Linked DNA regions of Homo sapiens: all the other regions are linked to region 2. Evidence: read pairs that join two places in POLR2A ChIA-PET (ENCODE). Cell type or tissue: MCF 10A. All regions are shown on one strand. Links, peaks and the distances in the headings refer to the core of each region. The heading gives the core; the rest is flanking DNA. Region 1 overlaps LOC105377877 (a long non-coding RNA gene). Region 2 has its middle 190 kb from the start of UBE3D. Region 3 overlaps UBE3D (ubiquitin protein ligase E3D).

Region 1 (10,942 bases), core at 2,730-7,729, 58 kb before region 2:
GACTAGTAAAATATAACTTTTCTATAATTTGACTACGTCATTGATAATTTTTATAAAAGTTACTTCTGATTATACTTGCAAGGAGCCAAGTTGTCTATGAAGTAATCTAGGGAGTTCTCTCTCTCATTTGTTGCATAAGTTAAAATCCTCTCATTATTCACTATGAAATCTCTAAACTCACAACAACACATGCCAATCATTCTAGGATTAAAGTTGGTAAGGAAGCCTACATGTATTTATTCATATATTTACGTATTCAGAAATTGAGCATCTTCTGTGTACAAAACCACAGCGTATGTGGTATAATCACCTGTGTAAGACCTTCATACTTGCTTCAAGTCAGGTATCCAGATAATATGTCATACAAATATTTTTTTTCCTAAAAAAAAAATACTTATAATACTTAAGAAGCAGCTAAAAGTAACCAACTTTTGCATTCAGTAGGGGCAAACTGTATTCAGTGCTTGGATAAGAATTCATATCAAGTATATGTGCTAATAAGCTTCGGTCTACACAATATAATATGAAGGTGTGTAGAAAATATAAATGGATTTGAAGTGATTTGGGGGACAGATGAATTAGGTGTGGAGAGAAAAAAGAGGAAGATTACATGTTAAAGCAAGAAAGTGTGAGTAACAAAACTGAGAACCAGGCTCTGTTTTCGTTTTGCAGTTACTAGTGAAGCAATCTTGAATAAACCTTTCAAAAACTTTTTCTCTCACTCTTCTAAACGTGAGTCCTTCACTACAACAAGGTGGTTATGCTCATGTCTTGGAAATTCAGGTTTAGTCTACCTAATCATTGTGGCTTTATTCAAGCTGGTCTCTATCAAAGAATAGTCTCTTCCATTCCTCTCCTCCCATTCAAAATTGTATCTGTTCTCCAAGACAGTCAAGACAGAGTTCAAACTTCATGTCATACATGAAACCATCCTCAATATTTTGCATCTCATGGCATTTTCATCCCCCTCTTAATTCTTAGAGCATGTAAAAAATGTATACCATTAATTTAGAAAATAATTCACAGCCTTTGACTCTTAACTATTTGGTCATCAGATGTTACATCTCCCTATTTAGCTGCTATTAGCCTTACAATACTAAATTCTAGCATTCTCAGTCGCTGACACAATACTAAATACATACGTGATAGTGGATCAATAAGTACTTGTAGAATTTAATGGAAATTCGCTGATCTATGAAAGATTACTTACTGCCTAACAATGATGAAGAGAGATTTCTATTAACAAGACAGTCACTAGTTATCAAAGTGATTCTTAGACCATCTGATCATTAAAAGCCTCCCAGCCGGCTGCATGAGTATCTTTAATAGGATGTTTCCCCCAAAATACTCTACCCGGACCTTCATCGTTTTCACTTTGTCTTTTTATTAAGCACACCCACTAGGCTTTCCCACCCTGTCAATTGTCTGTGGTTCATTTATTCATGTAATAGAGCTGGACAGATCATAGTGAGTAATAAAATAATGTTATTTCCCATTTCACTGTGTTGTGCCCATTTTGTTGTGTCAGGAACTCCTATATAGGGACATTATATTCATCCTTACTCATTAAGCTCTTTTCAGTTTATAGTTCCATTGGTGAATAAATGAAAGTGTTTCATTATTGTCACAGCTGTTTTGGCAAATTATAATGTTTTCATAGATTTTAACATGATTTTGACTTGCTTATTTCAGAATAAAAATAATAATAATTTATATAGTGCAAAAAGAGCAGTTATTATACTAAGTCAGTGAAGGAGCCAGCCCACGTCATGAAAATCCTCATGGCATCTTTGCTCACACATGGAAGTGCCCAGGTAGATTACATGTGACCCTGAAAAATCTGTTAGATGCGCATCACCAGGGTGACTAGAATCATCATGCTGGAATTGTGCAGCTTATTAATTCTCCTTAACTTTGCATGATGATACTTAATAGGTCTATTCTAATTCTTTCCTACATTTATATTGTTAGAGGATAAAAGGGAAGAAAAATCTTTTAAAGAACAAACACATAGGCTTGATTTGGCATCCCATATTCAATGGTCCTTTAAGACAATATACTTCAGTTAGCTTTTCCAAACAAGTATCATCCAAAAGGTTAACATAGGATAGATGTTAGATAAATAATGGACCTAAAGATCCAGGGATGACATTTTCTCAAGCTGGAAACAATCTGAGCAACATGAAATTAAAGAGCCCGCATAGCAAAGACAATCCTAAGCAAAAAGAACAAAGCTGGAGGCATCACACTACCTGACTTCAAACTATACTACAAGGCTACAGTAACCAAAACAGCATGATACTGGCACCAAAACAGATATACAGACCAATGAAACAGAACAGAGGCCTCAGAAATAACACCACACATCTACAACCATCTGATCTTTGACAAACCTGACAAAAACAAGAAATGGGGAAAGGATTCCCTATTTAATAAATGGTGTTGGGAAAACTGGTGAGCCATATGCAGAAAGCTGAAACTGGATCCCTTCCTTACACCTTATACAAAAATTAATGCAAGATGGATTAAAGATTTAAACATAAGACCTAAAACCATAAAAACCCTAGAAGAAAGCCTGGGCAATACCATTCAGGACATAGGCATGGGCAAAGACTTCATGACTATAATACCAAAAGCAATGGCAACGAAAGCCAATATTGACAAATAGGACCTAATTAAACTAAAGACCTTCTGCACAGCAAAAGAAACTATCATGAGAGTGAACAGGCAATCTACAGAATGGGAGAACATTTTTGCAATCTATCCATCTGACAAAAGGTTAATACCAAGAATCTGGAAAGAACTTAAACAAATTTACAAGAAAAAAACAACCCCATCGAAAGGTGGGTGAAGGATATGAATAGACACTTCTCAAAAGAAGACATTTATGCAGCCAACAAATATATGAAAAGAAAAGCTTATCATCACTGGTCATTAGAGAAATGCAAATCAAAATCACAACAAGATAACATCTCACGCCAGTTAGAATAGTGATCATTAAAAAGTCAGGAAACAACAGATGCTGGAGAGGATGTGGAGAAATAGGAACGCTTTTACACTGTTGGTGGGAGCATAAATTAGTTCAACCATTGTGGAAGACAATGTGGCGATTCCTCAAGGATCTAGAACTAGAAATACCATTTGACCCAGCAATCCCATTGCTAGGTATATACCCAAAGTATTATAAATCATTCTACTATAAAGACACATGGACACATATGTTTATTGTGGCATTGTTCACAATAGCAAAGACTTGGAACCAACCCAAATGCCCAACAATGATAGACTGGATAAAGAAAATGAGGCACACATACACCATGGAATACTATGCAGCCATGAAAAAGGATGAATTCATGTCCTTTGCAGGGACATGGATGAAGCTGGAAACCATCATTCTCAGCAAACTAACACAAGAACAGAAAACCAAATACCACATGTTCTCACTCATAAGTGGGAATTGAACAATGAGAACACATGGATATGGAGGCAGGGGCATCACACACTGGGGCCTGTCAGGGGTGGGGGGCTGGGAGAGGGATAGCTTTAGAAGAAATACCTAATGTAGATGACAGGTTGATGGGTGCAGCAAACCACCATGGCACTTGTATACCTATGTAACAAACCTGCACATTCTGCACATGTACCCCAGAATTTAAAGTAGAATATATATATTATATATATATATTCCCTTTATATATATATTATATATATATATTCCCTTTATATATATATATTATATATATTCCCTTTATATATATTATATATATATATTCCCTTTATATATATATTATATAGATATATATTCCCTTTATATATATATTATATATATATTCCCTTTATATATATATTATATATATTCCCTTTATATATATATTATATATATTCCCTTTATATATATTATATATATTCCCTTTATATATATAATATATATATATTCCCTTTACATATATATTATATATATATTCCCTTTATATATATATAATATATATATATATTCCCTTTATAATTACCTTGAGACTTCATGTAATTGATCTAATTACACCCCCTATGTGAAGCATTCACATTGCCTTTTTATGATCGAAACCTAAACTTTAATATGTTCTTCATGAATCATTGATGGCAGGCCCAAACTGAAACCCAGAAGAACTGCTGAGCTAAGAAATCTTCAACTCTGTCAGCTAATTCAGCAAAAAGAATTTACAACAAAGAATCCTTAAGGATGTGTGTGACTTGTCTGGTGCAGCATTTTCAGGACTAGGAGGAATCACACATCTCGAGGATCCACCCAGAATTCCTCAGGAGTTATATTTATCATCACAAATGGTCCTGCTAAAACACTGAAGACAGATGACTTGTAGCATAGTATTTTGTGATCTGTATTGAACAATCCATTTGATCAGAGATCTAAACTCAGAATTAGAATTGCTGTAAATCTTTAATAATCACTAGAACCCTTCCTACCATTTATGATATGCTCTGTTTCAGATACCGAGCCCAATTAAATTGACATTAATGTCACCATTTTACAGATATCTGAAAATCAATGAAGTTAAATAACTTGCAACAGGTCACGCAGCTAAAAATTAGAAAGAGACCAAATGGAAGAGTGTGAAGTGAGGTGTAAGTGGAAAGAAGGACTAATATATAAAAGGTGTCATATGGATAATAAACATTTTATTCTTTATTCTGAGAACAATGTGATGCTACTGGAAGATTTTTAGAAAAAAAGAATGAGATGACATAGAATAGATGTGGATACGTCACTTGAGGGGCAAATGTAGTGGTCCAGATAAAAGTAGATAGTAGCTTGGACAAGAATGATGCTGGTGGAAAGGTTAAAAACAGGAACATTTGAGAGATATTCAGTATGATCACATTGACAGGAGTTGGTGATATATTGGATATGAAGAGTAAGGGAGAAGTCAGCATCAAGAACAACTCATGGGTTTCTGGCTAATAGAAATAGACCGATGAGAATATCCTTTACTGAGATAAAGAGTACTGAGTGATGCACGGCAAAATTCTAAGTTCTGGGTGGGACATGTTGAGTTTAAGATATGCTTGAGATATCAAGAGAAGTCAGTGGACAGTTGGACATAGGGGATTGAATTTAGATGGGAGGTCTTAAATGAAAATATACCTTTGTCAGTCATCTGGGCATCCATGGTAATTGAAATATAGTTTGGGCTGAGATTTCTTAGGGGAGGAATATAGCATAAGGAAAAACGGGGGGTGGGGAGCAAGGACTATGCTTTGAGGAAGATGGGCACGCATGAAGGACGCAGAAGAACTGGTCAGAAAATTTAAAATAATAAAAAAGTGTACAAGAAAAGTTGAGAGAAGAAATTATCTCAAATAGAAGGGTGTGGTTATCAGAGTCAGATCAGGTAATTGAGCTCTGACATTATTCATTGAATTCAGCTACATTGAAGACATTGGTGATGTTCACAAACAGTATTTTGGTAGATTGTTGAGGGCATAAGTTAGATTGCAATGGATTTGAGAGGAGTAAAAAAAAATGGAGACAATGATTATAGACAACTCAAGAAATGTGGTTGTGAATAGGGAGAGGAGAAATAGGACAAAAACTTAGGAGGGTTATGTGAGGTTCAGGAATTTATTTTATCTAAGAGAGATTTAAACAAGTATAAGTGTGCATAGAAATGATCCATACTCATGGTGGAGGTGAAGACTGTGATCCACATGCCAAAGTCATTAATAAATGGACACCCAGAGGCTGCCAGATGACATAAACCAGGAAATAAAAAGAATGATAGAGCTGAATGGCATGAGTTTCAAAATATTTTTTTCTTATAGAAGAGTAAGAGAGTGCTAAGTTGGAAGAAGCAAAGATAACAACAGTTTGTTTCATCACCAACCGCAGGTTTGGCACGAGTAGTAAAAGAATAAATAGCACTGCTTTGAGAGAGCTATAAGAAACGTCCTGTCCTCAGAAGATGGGCTGGTTTCAGCAAAGGCAAGAAGGACTTGGGAAAATTGAGAAGAGGTTAGGATACAAGGGCCTCTGTCTATTAGACTGTGAGATCCTGGAGATCAAGGATTCTGCCATATTGATGAGGTAGTTTAGACCTATGGTTCTCAAAGCTTTAGAGTGTATCAGAATCACTTGCAGGGCCTGCTAAAACACAGATCACTGTGTCCCACCCTCAGTTTCTGATTTACTAGACTTCAGGTGAGCTCAAAAATATGCATATCTAACAAATTCCCAGGAGATGCTGATGCTGCTGTCTGGGAATCACATTTTGAGAACTCCTGGGATAATCTATGCTGTGTGATAACAAACCCTGAAATCCCATTGGCTTAATAAAATAAAAGTTTATTTTCGCTTATTTGAAGTGTAACTGAGTAGCTCTCCAGGGCAGTCCTCTTCTGAGCAGAAATCCAGGAATCCAGGTTGCTCCTCCCTTGTAGTAATGCCATCTGGAACTTGTGGCCTCTAAGGTCAAAAGGCAAGGGAAGAGAGACATGGAGAGTCACTTGAGATGTTTTCAGCAGTCAGTTCTGGAAATGGTTTATTATCTCTGCTCAGCTCCCATTGATGAGAACTTAGTCTCATGGTTCAAACATTCCTGCAAGGGAGACTGGGTGTAAATGTAAAGGAGAGAACATGAATGTTTTGTGAACATTAATCATCTCTGTCAGGGCATCTTCTGTCTCTAACTTCAGCAGAGGGAATGATACCAGTTAAGATCAAGAGGTCAATGTATATTGCCTGGTTCAATAAATGGAATAGAATTTAATAGTTATTTACTAAAACCTGGGTTTTAGCTTTCCTTCAGACAAAGCACCCCTTACAACTAACTGCTATTACCTATTCATATCCCCAACACACACACACACACACAAATCATGGCCTCCTCTGAGTTATCTTTTCTCACCTTGCCAGGCTCAACTTTTCATTGCTACATTTGGGACATTCATAGATTGAAGTGATATGCACATGCTGAAATGGAAAAGGAAATTATACTGATTAAAAAAGCAAGGCTATTTCAAGTTCACTCCCCTTTGCTATGAATTCAAACCTTTGAAGTAGAGTATTGGGTTCAACAAGCAGCCTTATTTTTGAGAAGGCTATACCCTTGGGATGCTCCACTTCCCGTATTACCTTCAAGGTCTTTATTATATTCTAGGGCTGGAGATGGCCGAGTGACAGGAGAGCTGACAGTTCTATTAGCCATAGAGGGAGGACAGGTCAATCAAGACTTCTCACATCTCTAGGTAATAAACTGGGTTTCCAAAAGTAACCCAGATTCCAGCAGGACGGGCCGCAAAGTCTCGTTACAAGATGAAGTGGGCTCTTCAAGGGCAGCTTTTACCTCTAATATCCTCCAGCACCCACTTGAAATAGAAAGCATTAGTCTCATTTCTAACATGCTTCCTGCCAACCTCTGGTAGTACCTAGTGCAGAGTACAGAAATACAAACAAGAGAAAGACAGCAATTTTCTGGGCTCCATGGTGCCAGGAGAGCAAGCTTTATCCTCTACCACTGTGGTCTTGCAGAAAGGAAAAGATGATATGATGGGTACTTGAGGTAAACAGACATTTTGATTCCAATCCATGGAGATGAAAGAGGTAACGTTTTAATCTTATTTTCATCTCATTTTCATATTATTTTTTATCTCCAATTGAAGCACAAATCTCACAATGCTTAATAATTACTTTGTGTGACAAGTACATCTCTTTTAGGAAAAATGAGAAAACTAAGGAAAAAAATGAAAGAAATTCCAATGAGGAGTAAAAATGTACTTATTATTCAGTGTCTCAATATAATTGATATAATGGAGAAGTTTCAGCAGTTAGATGTTTTCTTAGAAATATTTTCACAGCATATCATAGATAAAAATTACATTAAAACATGTAGTACCTAGCTGCTGCTTTGAATGTTTGCATAGTACAAATATGTTTAGCCTCAAGTTTTCATGACAGAGACCAAAGGAACAAAAAGTTAGTTTCTTAATTCTTGACCTTAGTGAGATGCCTTTCAAAAGGAGGCTGAGACATTTGTAATAACTGTCACTGAATTCACTTTTCAGACATAAAACTGTGCTGAGACTTACACAAATATGATCTGCATTCAGATTTCTACGCATCTTGGGAAATGATTGGCTGAATAATATTGTATTTGTAAAATGTTATTGTGGCTTAAGAGGCAGTCCACAGGGAGGAGAAGTTGTTTCAGCATCAGTAATGAATGCCTTATTTTTTTATATGCTGCTGTAGAGATCTGAGACCCAGAGCTGTCCAGTCTCTATCAACACGCAACGCTCCACAGATCAGTGTTTATTAGGGTGCTTTTAAAGAGACAAAAATGATATTGTTCTAGGATCAATTCTGCATTCAGTCTGTAAATGCAGTCGTCCCTTGGTATCCATGGGGAATTGGTTCCAGGACCCCCCTCAAATACCAAAATCCACGGATGCTCACATCCCTTAGATAAAGTGGGGTAGTATATGCATATACCCTATGTACATCCTCCCATATACTCTAAATCATCTCTAGATTACATTTAATACATAATACAATGCCTATATATCACTTCATTCACATAGAATCAACATAGTGCTTGGCATATGGCAAATTCAAATCTCGCTTTTTGGACCTTTGTGGATTTTTTTAATATTTCAAAAATATGTAAAAGATTTGTAAAATCTGCAGTTGGTTGCATCCATGCAGTTGGATAGGAACCTGTGGATCTGGAGGGCTGACTGTATTTATTGGAGGGCTATTATGTTCAATAGAAATACTTCTACATAATTTTCTACAATACTTAACTGAATATAGAGAAAAGCAAAAGCATGAGCCTAGGAACCATATTTCAGATTTCAGAACGTAAATAGTGAGAGCAAGTTTAAGGGATAAATATATGTGAAATTGCATTGTAACTTATTCAAAACCTATGTGGTATAATGGTAGGGTTTTTTGGATTTTTCAAATGTGAGACTTAAGTTTCTGTATCACTCTATCATTTTCTATCTGTGGATCACAGAAAAATTACTTAAGCTCACTGAGCCTCAGTTTCCTTATCCGTAAAAGAAACATAATATTATTTACCTGTAGAGCTGACATGAGAATTAAATGAGATATATGAAAGAGCCTAATGTGTCATAAATGTTCAATAAATGGTAGCCATAACTGAGCTATATTATCATTCAGCCTTCTGTGAACAGGTTATATTCTATTAATATATTAATTACATATATTATATTTATATATATTTATATATATTAAATGCTGCTTATCGGCCAGGCATGGTGGCTCACACCTGTAGCCCCAGCATATTGGGAGGCTGAGGCAGGAAGAGTGCTTGAGCCCAGAAGTTGGAGACCAGCCCAGGAAACACAGTGAGTAGAGACCTCATCTCTACAAAAAATAAACAAAATTAGCTGGGCATGGTGGGACATGCCTGCAGTCTCAACTGCTTGGGAGGCTGAGGTGGGAGGATGGCTTGAGCCTGGGAAGGCAAGGCTGCAGTGAGCCAAGATCATGTCTCAAGAAAAAAAAAAAAAAGAAAAGAAATAAAAATGATTTTTATTGAAAAGGATGTGATTTCTAAAAAGAAAGCTTTGTTTATAAAAAATTTTTAAAGGATTTTTAAAAAGTTTAAATGATCATACATTTAACAGTTAACATCAAACATATATTAGCTTGTAAGTATCTATTAACCTAGAAAGTAGGTTTATGTTCCAAAGTAAATGTGGATGAAAAATAAGAGAAAATTAATTCTGATTTGCTATTTCATTATACTTTCTATTGGATGTTTGGATTTTTAAATTTCCATTGACCTTTAAACTGTTTATGTATCACAAGGCACATTTTTAAATGTTCTTTTGGACACATCCCTAGACAATTTAAAAGAAACAAGCTAATCCTGGATATCAACTACAGCACACACATTGAAGTTTACCAAACACCATGTAAGGGAAATGTGATTCCTGAGTCATAGGGTCTAAAGAATTGTAGACATGAAAGTTATTTTAAAAGTTGGTCATTTTTAATTAGCTCCTGTAACATCATTTGTCATGGTAAAGTGTGAGAGACCTGTTCATAAATATTGGAATTTGAAGGTTGCATTTATAGATAACATAGCTTCTAGGCTTTTTCTAACTGGTCAATTGTCTACAAGTCGTCTGTCACAAGGACTAGACACACATTCTTATAGCTCTCAAAAATATTCATTTCTAGAAGATCATAGTCACAGTTCCTTAAAAGAAAAACATTAAAAGACATGTGTTATTAAAAAATTAATATGTCTTTTTACCAATATGAAGTTCCTGGATTTCATTTGCCACACTGTTCAATGAGTTAAATGTCAGAAATCAGTAACAAAGCCTATATGTTCCATGCCATCTCTGACAACAGTGTAAATTAAAAGGCTGTCAAGTTATTTAGTTTTAAAGATGAAGGTAGACTTTCTGGCAGTCACATTTTCCATCACTGATGACTCTGACCATATCCAAAGAGGATATGAACTAACAAAACCCAGACAGGGCAGGAAGGAGAAGGACAAAAGGAAGTAAAAAGCATAATGAAAAACAGAAAAAGAACAGTTTCCATAGCAGAAATAGAAGTAATGGAAGTAAATAGTTATTTTTCCAACTACCTTGAATATAAACAGAACTCAAGAAAATCAGAAATTTTTTTTTTCAGTAAGATACAGTAAATAAACAAAAAGACATCCCTTCAGAATCAGCTGTTTTTAACTTAAATGCAATTGTCCTTGTGGGGAAAAACACACTCTAAGCAAACGTTTTCAAACTGCATTATAAATACAGATTATATTTCATGTCTTAGTGTTAGGAATGGCTGAGTACGCCTGCTAGACATTTGGCTCTCCTACCCAATCCAAGCAGTGGTACCAAGGCAGCAGCTCTGATGAAATGATTTGAGAATGAAAGGAGGATTTGGGAAACTAATTGGATT
Region 2 (10,942 bases), core at 2,244-7,243:
TTCCATGATATAGATACTGCTGCCATGGATGATTTCAAGCTACAAACATGATGTCGCTGAACAGAATTGGAAAGAGATATCCAATCTCTCAGGTACAGCTTTCTGTACCTGGGGCCTGTGAATTGTAGCATACCATCAGCTCCTTACCATATTGGCTAATATGAAGTTGAAAAAAAAAGCATTAAAAAATTAAAATCCTCCCAGTTAGGATATGCTTTGGACAAGTACCCAGAGATATGATCTGGCTGTGTCCCCACCCAAATCTCATTTTGAACAATAGTTCTCATAATCCCTGTGACATGGGAGGGACCCAGTGGGAGGTAATTGAATCATGGGGGCAGTTACCACCATGCTGTTCTCATGATCCTGAGTGTGTTCCTATGAGATCTGACAGTTTTATAAGGGGCTTTCCCCACTCTTCGCTCAGCACTTCTCCTTGCTGCCACCATGTGAAGAAGGACAGAAGGACATGTTTGCTTCCCCTTCTGCCATGATTGTAGTTTCCCAAGTCCTCCCCAGCCAGGTGGAACTGTGAGTCAATTAAACCTCTTTACTTTATAAATTACCCAGTCTTCGGTATGGCCTTATTAGCAGCATGAGAACGGACTAACATACCTAGTAAACACACATTTGTTTTAAAAACTTTGAGTACTGTTTGGTGAATTAAATTAATTTTCACTCTTCCATAACAGTAGTTCTCAAACTGTGGTCCCCAGACCAGCAACATCAGCATCACCTGGGAATTTATGCAAATACAGATCCTTGAACCTACTCCAGACCTACTGAATCAAAAAACTTGGTGGTGATCAAGGGAGGTCAGCAATTGTTTTAACAGGCATCCAGTGATCCTGCATGCTCAAGTTAATGAATGACTACTCAGATGTAAAAATCTCTTTTCCATTTCAGCCCGCAAGGTAGAGCAAGTCTAACAAGGGAGAGTCCAAGGTCAATTTTAATGAAAAAAAAAGTGGGGAAAGTCAAAGTTCTGGCAAGTAAGTGTGTAATGTAGACTGCAGAGAAGAAAGGTCCTGGCCCAATTATTACTCACATCTGAGTCAGGAGAAGTGTGTGTAAAACCTACCTGAAGAAAAGCCCTCCAGACCAGAGAAGAAATTTGCTGACTTTTGGAGACTCATCCCAGAAACAATGCCTTAGTAGGTATCAGAAGAGAATGGACCCAGTTGGAAAGCTTCACTCCTTAGCATACGTAGCTAGGGGACCTCTGTGTTTTACATAAGTGAGTTAAAACACAGATTTTCTACCTAAACACCACCTGGAATAAATTTTTTCTGCCTACTTCAGTAGTTCACCTGTATTAGATTCTTCTGGTGGGCTTGTTACAACACAGATCGCTGACTTCCTTTCTCCTTGCCTCTCCAGCACCTGACAAAGATTCTCTGTTTCACCAAATTCCAGTCAGCCTCCTCTGAACTCTCTTCTCAATGAGACCCTGGCTTTTAAGCTTCTGTGTTTGTTTCTGCATTGTCCATGTTAGCAAGAATCCTACTAAATCAGTTTAACTAGAATTCTCCACCCTCCAGATACAATTACCCTGAATATCTGATCATCCACCATCGCCTAGGTGATGTCTGATCACCCTGGCCTGCCTTCTGCAAGAATCCTCTTAGGTCCCTTTAGCCAGAATTTCCCCTATTCGTGATGTTTCCTCAAGTAAGTTCCCATCCTCTGATCCCTTCCTGCTCCTTAGCTACTGTGATGGTTAATATTGAATGTCAACTTGATTGGATTGAAGGATACAAAGTATTGTTCCTGAGTGTATCTGTGAGGGTATTGCCAAAGGAGATAAACATTTGAGTCAATGAACTGAGAGATGCAGACCCACCCTTTATCTGGGTGAGCACCATCTAATCAGCTGCCAGCACCGCTAGAAGAAAAGCAGGCAGAGGAACGTGGAAGGACTAGACTGGCTGAGTCTTCTGGCCTCCATCTTTCTCCCATGCTAGATGCTTCCTGCCCTTGAACATTGGACTCCAAGTTCTTCAGCTTTTGGACTCTTGGACCTACATCAGTGGTTTTCCAGGGGCTCTCAGGCCTTCAGCCACAGACTGAAGGCTGCAGTGTCAGCTTCCCTACTTTTGAGGTTTTGGGACTTCCTTGCTCCTTTTTGCAGACGTCCCATTGTGGGACTTCACCTTGTGATTGTGTGAGTCAATACTCCTTAATAAACTCCTTTTCATATATACATCTATGCTATTAGTCCTGTCTCTCTAGAGAACCCTGACTAATACAGCTATAAATTCCCACTCATCCTTATTGTATTCGGAGTTGAGCCCAATCTCTCTCCTATTACAAAACCCTGTTGTAGTACCTTCCTTTGAATAATGTCTGTCTTACCATCTTTAACAAGGGTCATGGTACAGCTTTTCTCTAACACAGCCCACCAAGTTCCTAATTCAGTAGGGTGGGGTGGGGCCCAGGAATTAGCATTTATAACAAGTTCCCAGTGATGCTGCTACTGGTCTGGGAACCACACTCTGAGAATTACTGGCCCTAACTACGTTTTCTAAGTTCTGTATAGTGTTCTTGAGTTGTTAAGGAGCTGTTGGATTTTGCCTCGGGGGCTGTTCTGATGGGTGTTAGGTGAGGAGATGTGTACAGTGGAGCCAGCAACAGAAAAACTTTCATTTTGGCCGGACCATCACTGCAAAGCAGAGACGGAGTTTAATCAGAGCCATAATTGTTACACTGCTTAAGAATTCCAATTTTCTCTAGTGTATCTCATTTTACTGTGAAGAGATATTTACTGCAGAAAATTTTTGTAATTAAAGCATGTAAGTATAATCAATTTTGGCTTATGGGAATGCTTTTCTAGAAATCAAAATGTATACTGGCATCAATGTACAAATATTCCAGAAACCAACATTAAACAATTTATGAGGTATTCATTAATATTCTAATACATTATTTTCAGCATCTCATTCAGGAATGAGCTGAGGCTTTCTCTGTGAAGATTCAGTGTTCCTATTACTGAAATGTCCCAAATGTAACAGAGCAGTCAGTACAACCTGTCTTCCTCATTCTGCTCCTAACCACATAAATAACCAAATAGTATTCATTAAGTTTGCAAATGGCATCACACTGGGAGAAAAATTACCATGAAGGAGAGAAAAAAAAACCTTAAATACCACAGGACCTTGATAATTTGGAGCAAAGGAGAGAAAATATAACAAACATTATCAAAGTGGAGTACTTACATTTAAAGAGAAAATCCAAATTACAAAATAAAAGGAAGGTCATTATACGTGCAAATTTGCCTCTTATTTGTTCATCTATTCAGCAATTTATTATTGAGCACATATTATGTGCTCTGCTCTGGGGATAGAGTGGTGAACAAAACAGACATTGTTTCTCACTCGGGGAACTCACAGAACAAGGGGGGACAGGGGCCTTAAACAAGGAAATAAATAAAAAACTTCCAGTTGTGATAAGTGTTTTGAAGGGAAAAAGCAGAGTAATGTGGAAAAGAATAATTGATATGTGAGAGAAAGAACTATTCAGAGTAGAGTGGTTAGGGAAACCTCTCTGAGATATGAGCTGGAAAGCAATGAGAAGCAATCCGCTTTTGAAAGAAGACTGTTCCAGACAGAGAGGGCTGTCTAGACAGAGTGAATAGCCTGTGCTGAGTCCCTGGGCAAGAAAGGTCTTGGTGTTTTCCTGGAACTGAAAGGAGGCAGGTGTGGCTTCAGCGTAGTGGACAAGAGAGATTGAAGAAAGATATGAGGTGGTAGAGAGATGAGAGCAAGGAGAGAGAGACAGATGAGGCTGGAGAGAAGGTATTCAGGGTAAATATGGCTCACGAGCAGAGTAACATTTTCAAGCAGGAGTTGGCAAACATTTTCTGCAAAGGTCCTGTATTGGTCAGGGTTCTCTAGAGGGACAGAACCTAATAGTATAAATGTAATATATAAAGGGAAGTTTATTAAGTATTAATGTACGCAGTCACAAGATCCCACAATAGGTTGTCTGCAAGCTTGAGGAGCAAGGAGAGCCAGTCCAAGTCTCAAAACTGAAGAACTTGGAGTCCGATGTTCGAGGACAGGAAGCATCCAGCATGTGAGAAAGATGTAGGCTGGGAGACTAGGCCAGTCTCCCTCTTCATGTTTTTCTGCCTGCTTTATATTCGCTGGCAGCTGACTAGAGGGTGCCCACCAGATTAAGGGTGGGTCTGCCTTCCCCAGCCCACTGATTCAATTGTTAATCTCCTTTGGCAACACCCCCACAGACGCACACAGGATCAATACTTTGTATCCTTCAGTCCCATCAAGTTGACACTCAGTGATCACAGGGCCAGAGTTTAGGCTTTGCTGAGTCGTAAGGTCTCTGTCACAAGAGACCTTACTGAATTCTGCAGTTGCAGCACAAAAGTAGATACAGACAATACTTAAATGAATACAGGTAGCTGTGTTCTAATAACACTCAAATATTTACCAAAACAGGCAGTGGGTGGACTTGGCCTACAGGCCAAATTCTTTCAGTTGCCAACCCCTGAAAGAATAACATCGGGCACAATACTATCCTAGGAAACATAAGTAGGAGCAGGACACTCACCTTCCAGATGAGTCAGCATTAGTCAGACCATCACTGAATGAATGTCTTCCTTGGGCTCCACACTTAAATGGCATATGATAAAACTCTCGTAGGTTCTAAAATAGTGATGATTAAAGGTTTGGAAAACTGGCCAAGCAAAAAGTTTAAAGGAGCTGATGTATTCAACTTGATCAACAAAGAAGAGGTAATAAAATAGTTTTCACATGTTTTAAGTGTTATTTTGCTAAAGATTGTCCAACTGTTTATATGTTCACTGAGTGGAAAGACATGAGAATTGAAGGGAAGTGAAAAGCGAGACATGAGAAGGAAATGGAACTGGAAGAATATAATGACCTGACAAGGTAAACACCTGTAAACAATGGGCCCCACTGGCTCTCCTCTCTGCCTCCATGGCAGACTTTTCTGTCCAGGAGTAAAAGATTGTTTTAATCAATGTGGGTTAATATACCTCATTTTAAAGGAACACCATAGTGTATAATTTTATCAAGCAAATAGTTGCCCATAATTAGTCATCTTTAAAACATCACATTTTCCTTTTTTTTTCCAAAAAAAAAAAAAGCCATATTATATTGATCAATTACTATAAGCCAAGTGTGCTGGGCATTTGACATGCATCATCTTGTTTACTCTTCACAATACTCCTAGGAAGTCAATACTATCCCCATCCTCATTTTACTAAAAATGAAGTCAATGCTATTCTTATCTTCATTTCACAGAAAACTTAGACTAATGTTACTAAGTAATTTGTCCAATGGCAACTAGCTAATAAATGGTAGACCCAATTAATTTTATTTTTTAGTGAGGCATAGTAAATGAGGAACAGCTGTATTTACACTTCTTTTTAAAATAGCACTGAGTAATATTTATCATAAGATCTCTACTTTTTAAATCAAGAAGGACAAAAATTAGAATGCACTTTTGACTAAAGCCAACCTAGCTTATCCACAGCTCTATAAACAATAATTTCTACTTATTGTCTACCTGTGTTTTGTGAAGAGGCTCAAATCTTTGAAAACTCTATAGATTCATTTTTCTAAGCTCTCTTAGTGTCTTTTGCAGTATTTAGAGTTTTACATGTCTTTAAAAAGAGGAAGCCTGGTTATTTTATCATTTCTTTGATAGTTCTGATATCCAAAGTATTTGCAGGTCTGTTTTTGCTGTCTTTTATTCTGTTGGTTCCTACTCTTGGGTTGTTATAAGCTGCTCATTTTTTTTCAGAAAATTTACTGTGAGACTTCTTCGAGGCCTAGGATAAAGGCATATTCCTCCAGAGAGGACTGGAATTTACTTCTGCCAAGTGCTAGAAGGCACTACCACTTCAAAGCCAATTTAAACAACATTTACAACCTGTGGTTTTATTGGACTGCAAATCTGGGAGGCTAGGTTGCAAATCTGTGTCAAGATTAGCTTGTGGTAATATCTCAGGGATAGCTTTCCCTCTTTCTGTCACTGCTTGGTGCCAAGGTAAACATCCTTGCACTCTCTTGGAGGAGGGTATGAGGTGAATTCTTTTCTGACTTACCCTTATAGTTTGAGGTAGTAGCATTATGAGCAGATGGGTCTTCTATTAACCAAGAGCCATCTGCCCTTTGCTCTTGGCTCCTGGGAGAGGATCTCTAAGCCCTTGGAATGTACTGCCCAATATGAATGCCATTGTGTACCTGAGAGCCTGGTCCACACCAATAGCCTAATGATGTGATTTTGAGTTGGGGCTGTGAGTCACATGGTATCAGCTCGAGCTCTAGAAGGGCTGGAAACTAAAGGTCAGTTTTAAGGCGGGCAGCCAGGTCTAAGCAACTGAGCCCCAGTAAAAACTGGAAGCCATGGCTCAGTTGAGCATCCCTGGTTGACAACACTCTGTGCACATTTTCTCACATCCTTGCTGGGAGAAGTTGGCACTGTCCATGACTTGGCTGGGAGGGGCCAATGGAAGCTCCATATGTGGATTCTGCCCCGTGTGTCTCTGGCCTTGGCAGATTTTAATCTGTATCCTTCTGCTATAATAAATCACAGCTGTGAGTATAAAAGCTTTCAGTGAGTTATGTGAATCCTTCTAGCAAGGTTTCAAGTTTGTGGCTATCTTGGGGACCCCAAACTTGTAATTGGTGTCAGAAGTGAGGGTGGTCTTGGGGACTCCCCTACCTCTGCAGTTGTTTTCAGTAGAAAGTGGTTGCTTCAGTGGAAAGGTGGTCTGATTACCCAGCCAGCCACATAGAAATGGAAGAGTCTGTAGTAATTAGGAGATGCAACATTTTCCTGCCTTTAGCCTGTGTTGCATATCTGTTTCACCTAAGTTGAGCAGTATGACTGAACTAATTTTAATTGAAATGTCAGAACAGGCTTTTATGAAATTCAGATGTAGTCAAATGTTGACTAGATAGTTTCTCAATAAAACAAATTTTATCATACGTGTATGCATCTATATATAAATGTAACATATACATTTATGGCTACATGTGTGTGAATATACCTAACAAAATAGCACTGGATTGAGAGTCAACAGATGTGAATTACACATATAGTTCTGATCCTGCCACTTCCTAGCAATGTCAACTTTGGTGATTCACTTAAATTTTTTGAGTCTACCTCCTCATAAACCCAGTCACCTAGGTCAGGGGTTCTCAGTGGGGATGATTTTGCCTACTAGGGGCCATGTTGGAAATTGATGGGACTACTTTTGGTTGTCGTAATATTTGAGAGTGCCATTGGCATTTGGGAGAAGCCAGGGATTCTAAATTTTCCACAATGCACAGCACAGCACTGCCCATCAAAGAATTGTTCCACATCCCTCACAAATATTGGATGTTTTGTCAGACATTCCTATAGGTGAGACAGGTTTTTATAATTATCTGAGCCCAGAATCTAATTTCGTTTTATGCAGAAAAACAAAGTATGTTTTTGCATGATTTTAATACACATGGAATTTTCCAGATTTACAGCTACCATGTATTGAGGGGAGATTTCACTTTGTTTGGATTGGCACTTTCCCTGGGATGCCGCCAGAGTGAGTCACTGAGACCACCCACTTGTGTGAGTCTGCACGTGCAGCTGCACATGTGTGGTGTAGGCATAGACTGCTCCCCAGGTCTTCCAGTGTGGTCCTAAACTGAGCATTTCCATATTAAAGTGGAGAGTATTTATTATAAATTACTTTCATTTCTCCTCTGTGTTGTAGCTAGTGCATTATGTGTGCCTGTAGGTTATAATATCTGTGGAATTAATTTCAAAAGAAATTAAACTTATTCCTCCCATCTAACTGAGGCTTTGTCCCCTTTGACTATCATCAGTTTGATTTTTTTTAGATCAATACTACAATATGGTGAATATGGCTAATAATTGAGTACTGTATAGTTCTTTTTTCTTTTTTTTTGAGATGGAGTTGCACTCTGATGCCTAGGCTAGAGTGCAGTGGTGTGATCTCGGCTCACTGCAACCTCTGCCTCCTAGGTTCAAGCGATTTTCCTGCCTCAGTCTCCCAAGTAGCTGGGATTACATGCATGTGCCACCATGCCTGGCTAATAAATTTCGTACTTTTAGTAGAGACAGGGTTTCATCATGTTGGCCAGCTGGCCTCAAATTCCTGAGCTCAATTGATCTGTCCATCTTGGCCTCCCAAAGTGCAGGGATTGCAAGCGTGAGCCACCATGCCTGGCTAATTTTTGTATTTTTAGTAGAGAGGAGGGTTCGCCATGTTGACCAGGCTGGTCTTGAACTCCTGACCTCATGTGATCTGCCCACCTCGGCCTCCCAAAGTCCTAGGATTACAGGCATGAGCCACCACACGTGGCCCAGTACTGTATATTTTAATATCACTAAAACAATAAATTTCAAATGTTCTTATCACAAAAAAAGTGAGCTGAGATGATGGATATATTATTTCACTTGATTTAATTATGGCACATTATATTAAAAAATGACATCACTTTGTACCCTATAAATATATACAATTTGTCAATATATAATTTAAAAAATAATATCTATGGATTTTATTCTGTGTGGCATCCTAGTATCCTGTCAGATTTGCCCCATGCCGATTGCACACACACAAAGAAAAGTAGAAAATGATTTAAGATCCCCTTTTTATGAAAAAATATCCACATAGTTAAGAATATGCCAAGGTACATAACTCTGTAAACTTTCTTCCTTCCTTCACTTCAGTTAATTAGCCTAGTTTGGGCTTTGTGCAGTAAAAAGCTCTGGATATGTTTCTAAGCCACCCTGTTCCATGTGGCTTCATAACTACCTACTCCTTCAAGATATGGTCTCTTATCAAGGATGATCTCCTGGTTCAGAGAAGAAAGGGGCCATTAAGTTCATTTTCAAAGGTAGCCTCTACTCAGGACCAAGTGATTGTGTCTTCATTTCAGCAAAATGCATTTCAGTAGACTTACTACTAAGTAGTGACATCACACTAATGAATAAGACCAGGTCATTCATCATAAAAGTCTTATAGTGTAACTGGGGAGAAAGTCTTCAACCCAAAAGGCTGTGACATAATGCAGGGAATGTGAGGTATAAGCAAATGCTATGGGGGACCTGGGGGAGTAACTCATTCGACCTGAAAAAATGAGGAAAGGTTTTAAGAAGTGGGATGGGTTTGGGCAGAGGTGTTTCAGGCAGGGGCACTTCATTAACAAGGTGTGAAGAGGAGAATAGAAAGCATGAGGGAGGCCTCAGGGGAGTCTGGCTAGCATGCTCCGAAAGTTAACATCAGTGAGGAATTGTGGGCAAAAAGGCCAGAAAGATAGGTTAGGACCTGTCTTAGTCAGCTCAGGCTGCTATAATAAAGCACCATGGACTCCATGGCTTACAAACAATAGAAATTTATTTCTCACAGTTCTGGAGCCTGGAAGTCCAAGAGCAGGGTGGCATCGTTGTTGGGCTCTGGTGCAGGCTCTTTCCTGGTTTGCAGATTGCTGACTTCTTGTTATGTCCTTATGTGAGGGAAAGAAGACAAGAGGGCTCACTGGAGTTTCTTTTATAAGGTCTCTTATCTCATTCATAAGGGCTCTTCTGTCATGACTTACTTGCCTTCCAAAAGGTCCCACCTCCTAATACCATCTCATTGAGGGTTCAGATTTCAATACATGAATTTTAAGGGGACAGAAACTTTCAGTCAGTTGCAGGATTCAGTTGTGGAGGACCTTGAAAGCCAGGCTGAGAGGTCTGGAGAGAATCCTGCATGTATGAGGGAGCTATGAAGTTTGGAGGAGAGTGACATGATCAGAGTCCTGGTTTTGGAAAATTTTCTAGCCAGCAACTGCAGGATGCATTGGGGCTAGGAGGATGTAGGGAGAAAGGGACTTTGGTAAGTTGGTAGTTGTGACAATGTTGCCAGGTAGGAATATGAGGGTGGGAAGCAGAGCAGAAGCAGTCAAACTAGAATAAGAGGACAGAGAGAGACTCACAGAGGAGGAGGATTATGAGGAGGGGCTGTACCTTGATTCCAAGGGTTCTAGCCTGGGTGCCTGAGCATCTGGTGATGACGCCATAACCTGGATACCACCTTCAAGGGGAGGAAGAGATAATGAGCTTGGTTTTTAGATCAGTTGGATTTGAACAGCAGATACTAAGTTCATATGGAGATGTCCAGCACACTATTAGAAAAAGAGGCTGAGTGCTCTACAGTTTCCAGAGTATCTATCACTTCTCTACTGCTTTTTCCTCCTCTGAAAAAAAGGCCCTCTTCTCTTTCTCTGTCCCAGCTGAAGGCTATAGATAGCACTGTGATTAACAGTTCATGCGGAACTCAGCCATTCTGGAATCACATAATATTTCTGCCTCTCTCTAGCTGTATGACCTTAGGTAAGTTATTGGATTTCTCTAAGCCTCATCAGTTTCCTCACATATAAACTGGTGATAACTAAAGTATCTTCTGTATAATGTTCCCACAAATAAATTAATTAATGCCAGCTAATACCTGGCATATTGGAAATGCCTAAAAATATCAGCTGTTAGTAAGCCAAATTATTTACCATTCCACGAACACACCCAGAACTTTCCTTCCTCCCGTCATTTGTCCCTGCTGCTGCTCTCCACTTACAATGCTCTCCAAAGGAACCGATTCCCTACTGTTCATCTTACTCTGTACACAAGATCCTGAAATCCTACTTACTCTTGACTCTAGGAGCCAGGGTTTGAATTTGGAATTATCCATGAGATTGGAAAATCTTGCACCCTCACTGTGATGATTAAAAAAGGCTTGACTGGCTTAGAAGGGGAAATCCAGAGTTTATCCTATTACAGCAAATACTCTCAAGCTGTAGGGCTTTCCTAAAACCTTTTAACAGAGGGATCATATAGCAAAGCACCTCACCAAAATAAAGGCTTTATCGGAATATAAAAAAGGAGAAAAGAAAAGTTTGGGAAACCC
Region 3 (10,942 bases), core at 3,987-8,986, 76 kb after region 2:
TGAGGAAATTCAATGAGATTTAAGATAACACAGAGAAGGAATTCAGAATGTTATCAGATAAATTTAACAAATAGATTGAACTAATTAAAAAGAATCAAGAAGAAGTTCTGGAGTAGAAAAATGCAACTTACACACTAAAGATTGAATCAGAGTCTCTTAATAGGAGAATTGATTAAGCAGAAGAATTAGTGGGCTATTTGAAAATACACAGTCAAAGGAGATAAAAACACAAAGAATAATGAAAGAATGAAGCATACATACAAGATCTAGAAAATAGCCTTCAAGGGGCAAATTTAAGAGTTACAGGCCTTAAAGAGGAGGCAGAGAAAGAGATAAGGGAAGTAAGTACATTCAAAGGGATAATAACAGAGAACTTCCCAAACCTAGAGAAAGATATCAATATCCAAGTACCAGAAGGTTACAGAAAACCAACCAGATTCCACAGATGAGTACCTCAGGGCATTTAATAATCAAACTTCCAAAGGTCAAGAATAAAGAAAGGAGCCTAAAAGCACCAACAGAAAAGTAACAAATAACATACAATGGAGATCCAATACACCTAGCAGCAGACTTTTCAGTGGAAACCTTACAGGCCAGGAGAGAGTGGCATGACCTATTTAAAATGCTGAAGGAAAAAAAAAAATTTACCCTAGAGTAGTATATCTGGAGAAAATATCCTTCAAACACAAAGAAGAAATAAAGACTTTCCCAGACAAACAACAACTGAGGAATTTCAACACCAGACCTGTCCTTGAAGAAATGCTAAAGAGAGGACTTCAATCAGAAAGCAAAGAATGTTCATGAGCAATAAGACATCATCTGAAGGTACAAAACTCACCAGCAAAAATAAGTACACAGAAAAATACAGACTATTATAACACTGTAACTGTGGTATGTAAACTACTCTTAAGTAGAAAGACTAAAAGATTAACCAATCAAAAATAACTACAACAACTTTTCAAGACATAGTACAATAAGATATAAACAGAAACAACAAAAATTAAAAAGTTAATTAAAAAGTGGGGGACAAAGTTAAAGTGTAGAGTTTTTATTAGTTTTCTTTTTGCTTGTTTGTTTATGCAAGCAGGGTTTAGTTGTTATCAGCCTAAAATAATGAATTATAAGATAGTTTTTGCAAACCTCATGTTAACAAAAATCATACAACAGGCACAGAAAAAAAAAAAGCAAGAAATTAAATCATACCACCAGAGGAAATCACCTTTACTAAAAGCAAGACAGGAAGGAAAGAAGGAAGAGAAGACCACAAAACAACCAGGAAACAAATAACAAAATGCCAGGAGTAAGCCTTTACTTATCAATAACAACACTGAATATAAGTAAACTCTCCAATAAAAAGATGGAAAAATATATTTTATGTCAATGGAAACCAAAAAAGAGCAAAGTAGCTAGGCTTATATCATCCAAAATAGATTTAAAGACAAAAACTATACAAAGAGACAAAGAAGGTCATTATATAATGATAAAAGGGTCCATTCAGCAAAATGATATAATGATTGTAAATATATGTGCACCCAAAACTGGAGCACCCAGATATGTAAAGAAAGTATTATTAAAGAAAGAGATGAACTCCAATAAAATAATAACTGGAGACTTCAACACCCCACTTTCAGCATTCAACAGATCTTCTAGACAGAAAACAGACAAAGAAACATCAAACTTAATCTGCACTATGGACCAAATAAACCTAAAAGATACTTACAGAACATTTCATCCAATGGTTGTAGAATACATATTTTTTAAATTTTTAATTTCTTTTCTTTTCTTTTCTTTTTCTTGCCCTATCTTATGGTGCTGAACAATACATATTCTTCTCAGCACACAGATCATTCTCAATGACAGACCTTCTGTTAACGTCACAAAATAAGTCTTAAAACACTCAAAACACATTGAAATAACATCAAGCATCTTCTCTGACCACAATGGAATAAAACCTTAAATCAATAACAAGAGGAATTTTGAAAACTATACGAATACATGGAAATTAACAATATGCTCCTGAAGGACCAGTGGGTCAATGAAGTCATTAAAAAGTACATTGAAAAATTTCTTGAAACAAATGATAATGGAAACACATATACCAAAACCTATGGAATACAGCAAAAGTAGTTCTAGGAGGGAAGTTTATAACTATAAGTGCCTACATCAAAACAGAAGAAAAACCTTCAATAAACAACCTAATGATTCATCTTAAAGAACTAGGAAAGCAAGAGCAAACCAAACCAAACTCAAAATTAGTAGAAGAAAAGAAATAGTAAAGATCAGAACAGAGATAAATGAAATTGAAATGAAGAAAACAATATAAAAGATCGATGAAACAAAATGTTGGTTTTTTTGAAGAGGCAAACAAAATTGACAAATCTTTAGCCAGAATAACTACGAAAACATGAGAGAATAAATAAATAAAATAAATAAAATCAGAGATGAAAAAGGAGAAATTACAACTGATACTGCAGAAACTCATAGGATCATTAATGGCTACTATGAGCAGCTATATGCCAATAAATAGGAAAATCTAGAAGAAATGAATAAATTCATAGACACATACCATGTACCAAAACTGAACCATGAAAAAACCCTGAACAGACCAAATGAGATGGAAGCCATAATACAAAGTTCCCCAGTAAAGAAAAGCCCAGGACCTGATGGCTTCACTGCCAAATTCTACCAAACATTTAAAGAAGAACTAATACCACTTCTACTCAAACTATTCTGGAAAATAGAGAATGGAATACCTCCAAACTCATTATAGGAGGCCAGAAGTATTACCTTGACACCAAAACTAGACAAAGACACATTAAAAAAAGAAAACTACAAGCCAATTATCTCTAAAGAATATTGATTTAGAATTATCAATAAAATACTAGCAAACTGAATTCAATAACACATTAAAAAGATATTTCTTCATGGCCAAGTAGGATTTATCCCAGGGATACAAGTATGATTCAAAATATACAAATCACTCAGTGTGAGATATCATATCAACAGAATGAAGGCCAAAAACCACATAAACATTTCAATTAATGTTGGTGCTAAAAATGCATCTGGAAAAATTCAACATCACTTCATGATAAAAACCATTACAAAACTGGGTATAGAAGGAACATACCTCAACACAAAAAAAAGCCATATATGATAGACCCATAGCTAGTATCATACTGAATGGGGAAAAACTAAAAGTCTTTCCTCTAGGATCTGAAACATGACAAGGATGCCCACTGCCACTGTTATTCAACATAGTACTGGAAGTCCTAGCTATAGCAATCAGACAAGAGAAAGAAATAAAGGGTATCTAAACTGGAAAGGAACAAATCAAGTTATCCTTGTTGGCAGATGATATGATCTTATATTTAGAAAAACCTAAAGACTTCAATGAAAAACTATTAGAATTGATAAACAAATTCAGTAAAGTTGCGGGGGACAAAATGAATAAACAAAAATCACTAGGATTTCCATAGCCAGCAGGGAACAATTTGAAAAATAAATTAAAAATAATCCCATTTACAATAGCTACAAACAGAGTAAAATCACTTAGGAATTTACTTAACTGAGGAAATAAAAGATCTCTACAATGAAAACTGTAAAACATTGATGCAAGAAATTGAAGAAGACACAAAAAAATGGAAAGATATTTCATGTTCATGGACTGGAAGAATCAATATTGTTAAAATGTCCACAATACTCAAAGCAATCTACAGATTCAATGCAATCACTGCCTAAACAATGACATTCTTCAGAAATAGAAAAAAAAAATCTTAAAAGTTATATGGAACCACAAAAGACCCACAATAGCCAAAGCCATCCTGAGTAAAAAGAACAAAACTGGAGGAATCACATTACCTCACTTCAAATTATACTACAAAGCTATAGTAACCAAAATAGCATGGTACTGGCATAAAACCAGACACACAGACCAATGGAATATAATAGAGAACCCAGAAACAAATCCATACATCTACAGTGAACTCATTTTTTACAAAAGTGCCAAGAACATATAGTGGGGGAAAGACAGTCTCTTCAATAAATGGTTCTGAGAAAACTGGATATCCATATGCAGAAGAATGAAACTAGACCCGTATCTCTAACCATATACAAAAATCAAATAAAAATGGATTAAAAACTTAAATCTAATACCTCAAACTACAAAATTACTGTAAGAAAACATTGGGGAAACTCTCTAGGACATTGAATTGGGCAAAGATTTCTTGAGTAATATCCCACAAGCACAGGCAACTAAAGTAAAATGGGACAAATGAGATCACATCAAATTAAAAGTTTCTGCATAGCAAAGGAAACAATCAACAAAGTGAAGAGACAACTCACAGAATGGAACGATACATTTGCACACTACCAATCTGACAAGAGATTAATAACCAGAATACATATGGAGCTCAAACAACTCTATAGGAAAATATCTAATCAACTGATTAAAAAATGGGCAAAAGATATGAGTAGATATTTCTCAAAAGAATATACACAATTGGCAAACAAGTATATGAAAAGGTGCTTAAAATCATTGATCATCAGAGAAATGCAAATCAAAACTATAACAGGATATCATCTCACACCAGTTAAAATGGCTTTTATCCAAAAGACAGGCTAACAAATGCTGGCAAGGAGGTGGAGAAAAGGGAACTCTCTTACACTGTTGGTGGGAATGTAAATTAGTACAACCAGTATGAAGAACAGTTTGGAGGTTCCTCAAAAAACAAAAAATAGAATTACCAGCTGGGCACAGTGGCTTACAGCTGTAATCCCAGCACTTTGGGAGGCTGAGACAGGTGGATCACTTGAGGTCAGGAGTTCAAGAACTACCACACAATCCAGCAATCCCACTCCTAGGTAGGTACCCAAAAGAAAAGAAATCAGTATATCAAAGAGATATCCGCACTCCCATGTTTATTGCAAAACTATTTACGAGAGCCAAGATTTGGAAGCAACCGAAGTGTCCATCAACAGATGAATGAATAAAGAAAATGTGGCACATACACACAATGGAATACTTGTCAGCCATAAAACTCAATGAGATCTTGTCATCTGCAACAACATGGATGGAACTGGAGGTCATTATGTTAAGTGAAATAAGCCAGGCACAGAAAGACAAACTTTGCATGTTCTCACTTACTTGTGGGATCTAAACATTAAAACAACTGAATTCATGGAGACAGAGAGTAGAAAGATGGTTACCAAAGGCTGGGAAGAGTAGTGGAGGGATGAGGGAAGTGGGGATGACTAATGGATAAAAAAAAAAAAAGAAAGAATAAGATCTAATATTTGCTAGCACAACAGGGTGACTATAGTAAAGAGTAATTTAATTGTACATTTAAAAATAACTAAAAGAGTATAAGTGGATTGTTTGTAACACAAAGCATAAATGCTTGAGGTGACAGATACCATATTTACCCTTATGTGCTTGTTATGCATTGTATGCCTGTATCAAAATATCTCATGTAACCCATAAATATATATACCTACTATGTACCCATAAAAATTAAGAATAAACAAAATAGGAATTGCAAGGATCTGAAAAAGGCAAGTGTTTGTGAAAACATCTAAAATTGTTTAGAATTCTGTCATTAACCTGGGGCTATGTCCTTAAAAATTCTATCCATACCATTTAGATAGCCTGGAGCAGCTGGTTGGAGCTGGAGTTAATGAGGTAAGATGTGGGAATAAACAGGAAGGGTTTCCTCCACTCAGGGACCAAGGCTATGAAACACTCCTTCCTTATCCTAGTTGAGTATATTTTCCAAGGAAGACTCTTCTGGAGCATTCTCAGTGAGAGTCAATCCTTAAGTTAGGGGAGAGGCAGAGTTTAGCCAGAGGGCTTAATCTACCAGTAGAACCCTTTGCCACGTTACTACTTTGGTATGCAGTGTACAGAGTGGATGAGTGCCAGTTGAAATAGAACTGGGAACAGGTACAGGGTGGGAAAGCAATGCTCAGCCAGAGGACTTCTGGGCCTCAGGCTTGATTCAGTGTGTACCAAGGAATGCCAAAGGCAGATCTTGTTCCTACTGTGCCATTCTGACCAAAGAGGCCCTGACCAAAAGGACGACCATCTAGTCTCAAAAGAAAGAGATGGTATCCTCCTGACAATCAGCCTCTAAAACTGCAGCACTACTTCTTGTGGAGGTAAGGAAGGCTGCCACTAAGAATGTACATAAGGGTCTTTAGAGATAGAACAGTGTCTCCCCATTTGTATTCTGCAAACATTAATCCCATAAAATGCCCCTAGAAAAAGTCTCCCTGCTATCAAGTACATTTGAGAAATACTGTTTACTATGTTCCTCAACTAGGAGGATCACACTACCCCTTAAGCACATGCAAGGGGCTGACAAGTCATGCCACTTAAAAACATCTTACTTTGTTTAACCAACCTTATTAAAAGAGGTTAACATTATTTAGTGGTTAAGAATAGGGGTTCTCGAGCCAGGCCTTGTACTTCATGTTCCTCTACTTATTAGCTGTGTGAGCTTGGGAATGTTGTGCACCTGTGCTCAGTTTCTGCACCTGTAAAATGTAAACAATAATATACCTTCCTTATGGAGGTATCATGAAAATGAAATGAGCTACTAAGTACCAATCACTGAGAACGGTACCTGGAAAACAGAAAGAACTAAAAAAAATTAGCTATTATAATTTATATTATTATCTGATTATTAATATCTAATTTTTTTTTTTTGAGATAGGGTCTCACTCTCACCCAAGCTGCAGTGCAGTGGCACAATCATGGCTCACTGCAGGATTGACCTCCAGGGCTCAAGCAATCCTCCTACTTCAGCCTTCTGAGTAGCTGGAGCTACAGGCATATGCCAGCACATCTGCTAATTTTTTAATTTTTTACATAGATGGTGTCTCATTATGTTGCCCAGGGTGGACCTGAACTCCTAGGCTCTAGTGATCCTCCTGCTTCAGCCCCCAAAGTGCTGGTATTACAGGTGTGAGCTACTTTGGAGCAGAGAAATGCTAAGTATAGAAAAATCCCCTCTCTACCCAAAGAGAAGTCAACATAGTCTCTGTAGCACAAAAAGCACAACTAAGAAATCAGAATTTCAGTCTCCAATATCAACTTAACATTCTTGGGTATGTGTTTCCTTATCTATAAAAATAAGATTATTAGACTAGTTATTCCTTCTAGTTGCAATAGGCCAGGATTCTAGGAAAAATACATAGTTGCCATTAAAACCAGCAGCTCTTGCCCAGTCCTGGTTCCAACCTGATTGCTTTTAAGGTTCTACCTTCCAGACATCTTACCTATATTTAAAGCTGCCATTGCAGGACTTCAGGTTAAGAGCTGGTTGCTGCCCAGCAAGATGGGTATAGAAATGGCCTTGTGCCACCTAACCCCAGAGTTCTGAAGCACACAGAGTGAAATAAACTAGCAACGGCAATGACGTCAACAGGCTGCAACTTGCCTCCTCCAGAGGACACCTCTGCACCTCTAATGCCTACTGCGTTGGTTTCTGGCACAAAAGTTGGGCATCATTCCCATATTCCCTACTGTGGTACTGTGGTCTCCAGTACCCAGAGAGTCCCATCCTATATATTGATCACTTTGCTTATCTGAATCCTGCCAGCTCTTTCTAAGGGCTGAACTCTTCTTCGAGTTTTTCTCATTTGTACAAAACACCAGGTTGCAGTTTCAATGTGGATACCCATCTGTGCTCAACTTTGCTGACATATCTTAAATCCAGACCTTATCTGTTGAGTCTAGCACTGCCCCAGCAGAGAAAGGGCTGCTGCTTCTGCCCTGAGTGTATACTGTACGTACCTCTGTGTAACCCAGCTCAGTCTTTTAGATTTCTAGAATGTCACATGGCTGTGTCCATCTGCATTTTAACTGTGCCTTCATCCACCCATCCAGCCATCTTGCCAGCCATCCAATATTTATTAACTTCTTCCTACATCCAGGCACTATACTAAGTTCTGTTGGCACAATATTGAACAAAAACAGACATTCCCCCATTCATTCAGTCAACACATATTTTAGTAGAGGAAAAAGGTGAACAAATAAATGAACAAGATCAAATAGTGGAAAGTGCTATGAAGAAAATTAAACAAGGTAAGATTACAGAGTAATGGTGATGTGAAGAAGGGGGGTCAGGTTGGGCCTCTCCTCAGAGGGGATACCTGAACTGAGACCTGAACGACAAGAAGCAGGTGGCCATGCAAAGACCTGGTGCAGAGTATTCTCCCAGTAGCAGGGAAAACAGCCAGTCCACAGATCCTACAGCCAGAACCAGCTCGTGATAAGGACAGGGAGATAGAGCCAGTGTGCCTGGAGCAGAGTGAGAGTGAGAGAGCCAGAGATGAGGTCAGAAAGGGAGGCAGGGCCAAGATGTTCCCCGGCCTTATTGGCCAAGATAAGGAGTTTGGATTTTATTTTCATTGCAACAGGATGCCATGGAAGAATTTTAAGCAGGAAGCGACATGATAAGGAATGATAAGTCCATCCATCTTCTTGGGACCACTGCAACAACTTAGTATATGCTTAGCAATATGTCAGTGAATCTCAATCAAATCCTACATTTTGTTGGCTTATAATTGCATTAGAAATAGTAAGGTACTATAACAGAGTGGAAGCTATATTTATAACAAAACCACCAAAAGAGATCCCTGTTGGCCTGAGAGAAATGTTACAATGTAATTTAAGAAGTTAGAATTTCATATTATGTTGTTTTAATTAATAAGATAAACTCTTCTTTTTGAGATTCAGCAGTGATAACAGCTCAAGCAGGAGCACCAAGAGAATCCTAAAATGACAGCTTTACAGAAAAAGAAGCACTGCTCACAGTGACTCAGCCAGAAAAGTAAGAGAATTGGAAATGTAAAGATAACTTTAACAAGTGTCATTCTGCTATTTTATAGCTCTTGCCAATATAGCTCTTAAAAAATGTGCATGAAAGTGAATTTCCAATTTAAAAAAAATCCTAAACACAGGCAAAATTAGAAGCGCCATTCCTCGCCATTATAATAAATGATGAAGTGGGTGGTACAAAGATGAAAAAGCAGAGCATCTCTTTCTAATCCTGACACACACTTTCCCATTTTCACTGATCCTTCATCTTGGAGTGAAGACCTGGGTAGGGAAGATGATTCCTGGTATGTTCCTTATAAGAATACATCTTTCCAGGGGTGACAGCAGGGACCAAACCAGTTCATAAGATTCTGTCAAGTTTCTCTGTATCTGTGAAACTGGAAAAGCATGTGTGTTTCTGACAATAATATTCAGAAAAGGGACTAAAACCACATGAAGTACAATCACCAATAGAAAAGGGCATTGAGTAATTAACATTCAGACCGCTCTAAGAGCTCCTCTAATTAAAGGTGCTAAGACCACACTAATGCCGCCAATTGCAGGCCAGGCTTCATGCACCTGTGTTTCCATGAGATTGAAATGACATCCTTAAAGGGGGCAAGGCCTTCTGGGTCTCACAGGGAAGAAATATAGATTGGTCTTCCTCCCAAACCTCCCATATTTGGTTTAGATTACTCTTTTACTTTTAATTTCTTTAAGACTTGTGTTGAGGCTACTTTGTAATAAAATTCCTCTCAAGTTAAATCATCCATGGATGACTGTTCTATTTCCCCCAATACGCCGTAAAATCCTTTAAGTCAGAGTCATTTCTCTTGCTGCCCACTCACCCATGGCATGCAAATTTCAAACAGTACATGAGGGAAGGAGTGAAATATAAAACTATTGTTTTTCAGCTTCACTCCTCAAAGATAACCACTGTTAAGTTTCTTGTCTCTCCCTCCATGAACATTTGTGGGCATATACAAACTTTTGCATTATTCAATCCCATAAGCAGAACTTAAAGAAATATGGATAGACAGAATTTTAAGTCATATCTGGTTTAAGGCAGTGTATGAATAAATAAAATAAATACAAACTACTGCAAAATAAGGGGAGGCTGTGGACATTCCAAGGCAGATCTAATAACCTGCCTCCACCCACCACTCACACTCACTCCACCCCCAGGACCTTAGTGGGCACTGCAGTTGGTGGCAGATGGAGTAATCCTGGTGAGTGAGTCCAGTTTGGTCTCTGACCCACTGAGTGTTTCCTGGCCAATTCAATCCATTGCTCCAGATCTCAATTTCCTCTCCTACAAAATGAGAAGATGTTCTTTAAGGTCCTTTGAGACACCAGGATTGGAGTTGACCAATGGGCAGCAAATATAAATAGGCATGCTAAGACCAAAGACTGTACTCTATGAGTGCCTGAGGCTCAGAAAGAGGAAGAGCATCACGGAGACAATCCATGTAACAGATTTCCAAGAGGAGAGGAATGTAAATAAGATTGGAGCAGTTTTTTTCTCTCCATTTCTTGAGGTATGATTCATAGGAAAATCCACATCTTGTTTTACCACATAACAGAGGTACAAAGCAATATACAATGCTCCTGAAGTTTTCTTAGGATACATTAATAACCCTTCAGAAGTAGAAACAACCCATGTTTATTTATTTCTCAGCAACGTAGGTTGTATTCCCACCAGCATCCGAGGGCTCGTATTTTCCCATTGTCAAGAGTCGCAGATATGTGCAATTACATATAGTAGTGATAGGGCCACAACTTAAGCCACAAGTTAACATTTAATTCTCATTTGACACTCATTTGACAATTAGCTGACTGCGAGGGAGGCGGGGGGTCTTCCTGTTGGTCATCTTGCTGGCCAGTCTACATTTGCAGAACTGAGTTAGACTAGGAGAACAAATAAATATCAAGGGCAGTAGGGAAGTGATAAGGGAGAGGGCTAAGGAGAGAGAGGGAAATGGCTCAGAAAGTAGAACCCTGTTAAATAGACCAATCCTGTTAAACATCCATTTGGCAATTTGACTTCAGGCTAACAGCAGCAAAGCCACTAATAATGGTTAAGATTCCTGGGTCTCCTGCAAACTTGGGAGAAGGGAGGTGGCA

What was found. ChIA-PET counts read pairs that join two places held together with the same protein. Peaks named below come from ENCODE experiments on the same cell type or tissue, not always from the same donor. Only the 100,000 strongest peaks of a DNase experiment are listed, where the experiment ranks them.
Region 1: POLR2A ChIA-PET joins it to region 2 with 5 read pairs; 4 of 35 experiments call an interaction of 5 or more read pairs at or near these places.
Region 3: POLR2A ChIA-PET joins it to region 2 with 5 read pairs; 3 of 35 experiments call an interaction of 5 or more read pairs at or near these places.

What each region holds. Positions count from the first base shown.
Region 1 is chr6:82,813,094-82,824,035 of GRCh38, forward strand. It overlaps LOC105377877 (a long non-coding RNA gene), which reads right to left. Exons shown (of 3, transcript XR_007059665.1): 3 at 6,317-6,457. Among named protein-coding and RNA genes, the nearest start is that of UBE3D, 250 kb to the right of the region's middle. In MCF 10A, for the core only: no CTCF peak of the experiment used is centred there; a DNase peak (open chromatin) is centred at 5,838.
Region 2 is chr6:82,871,426-82,882,367 of GRCh38, forward strand. It overlaps a transcript of UBE3D not described here. Among named protein-coding and RNA genes, the nearest start is that of UBE3D, 190 kb to the right of the region's middle. In MCF 10A, for the core only: no CTCF peak of the experiment used is centred there; DNase peaks (open chromatin) are centred at 4,576 and 5,976.
Region 3 is chr6:82,945,742-82,956,683 of GRCh38, forward strand. The region is part of intron 9 of UBE3D (ubiquitin protein ligase E3D); the gene reads right to left. Among named protein-coding and RNA genes, the nearest start is that of UBE3D, 110 kb to the right of the region's middle. In MCF 10A, for the core only: no CTCF peak of the experiment used is centred there; a DNase peak (open chromatin) is centred at 5,890.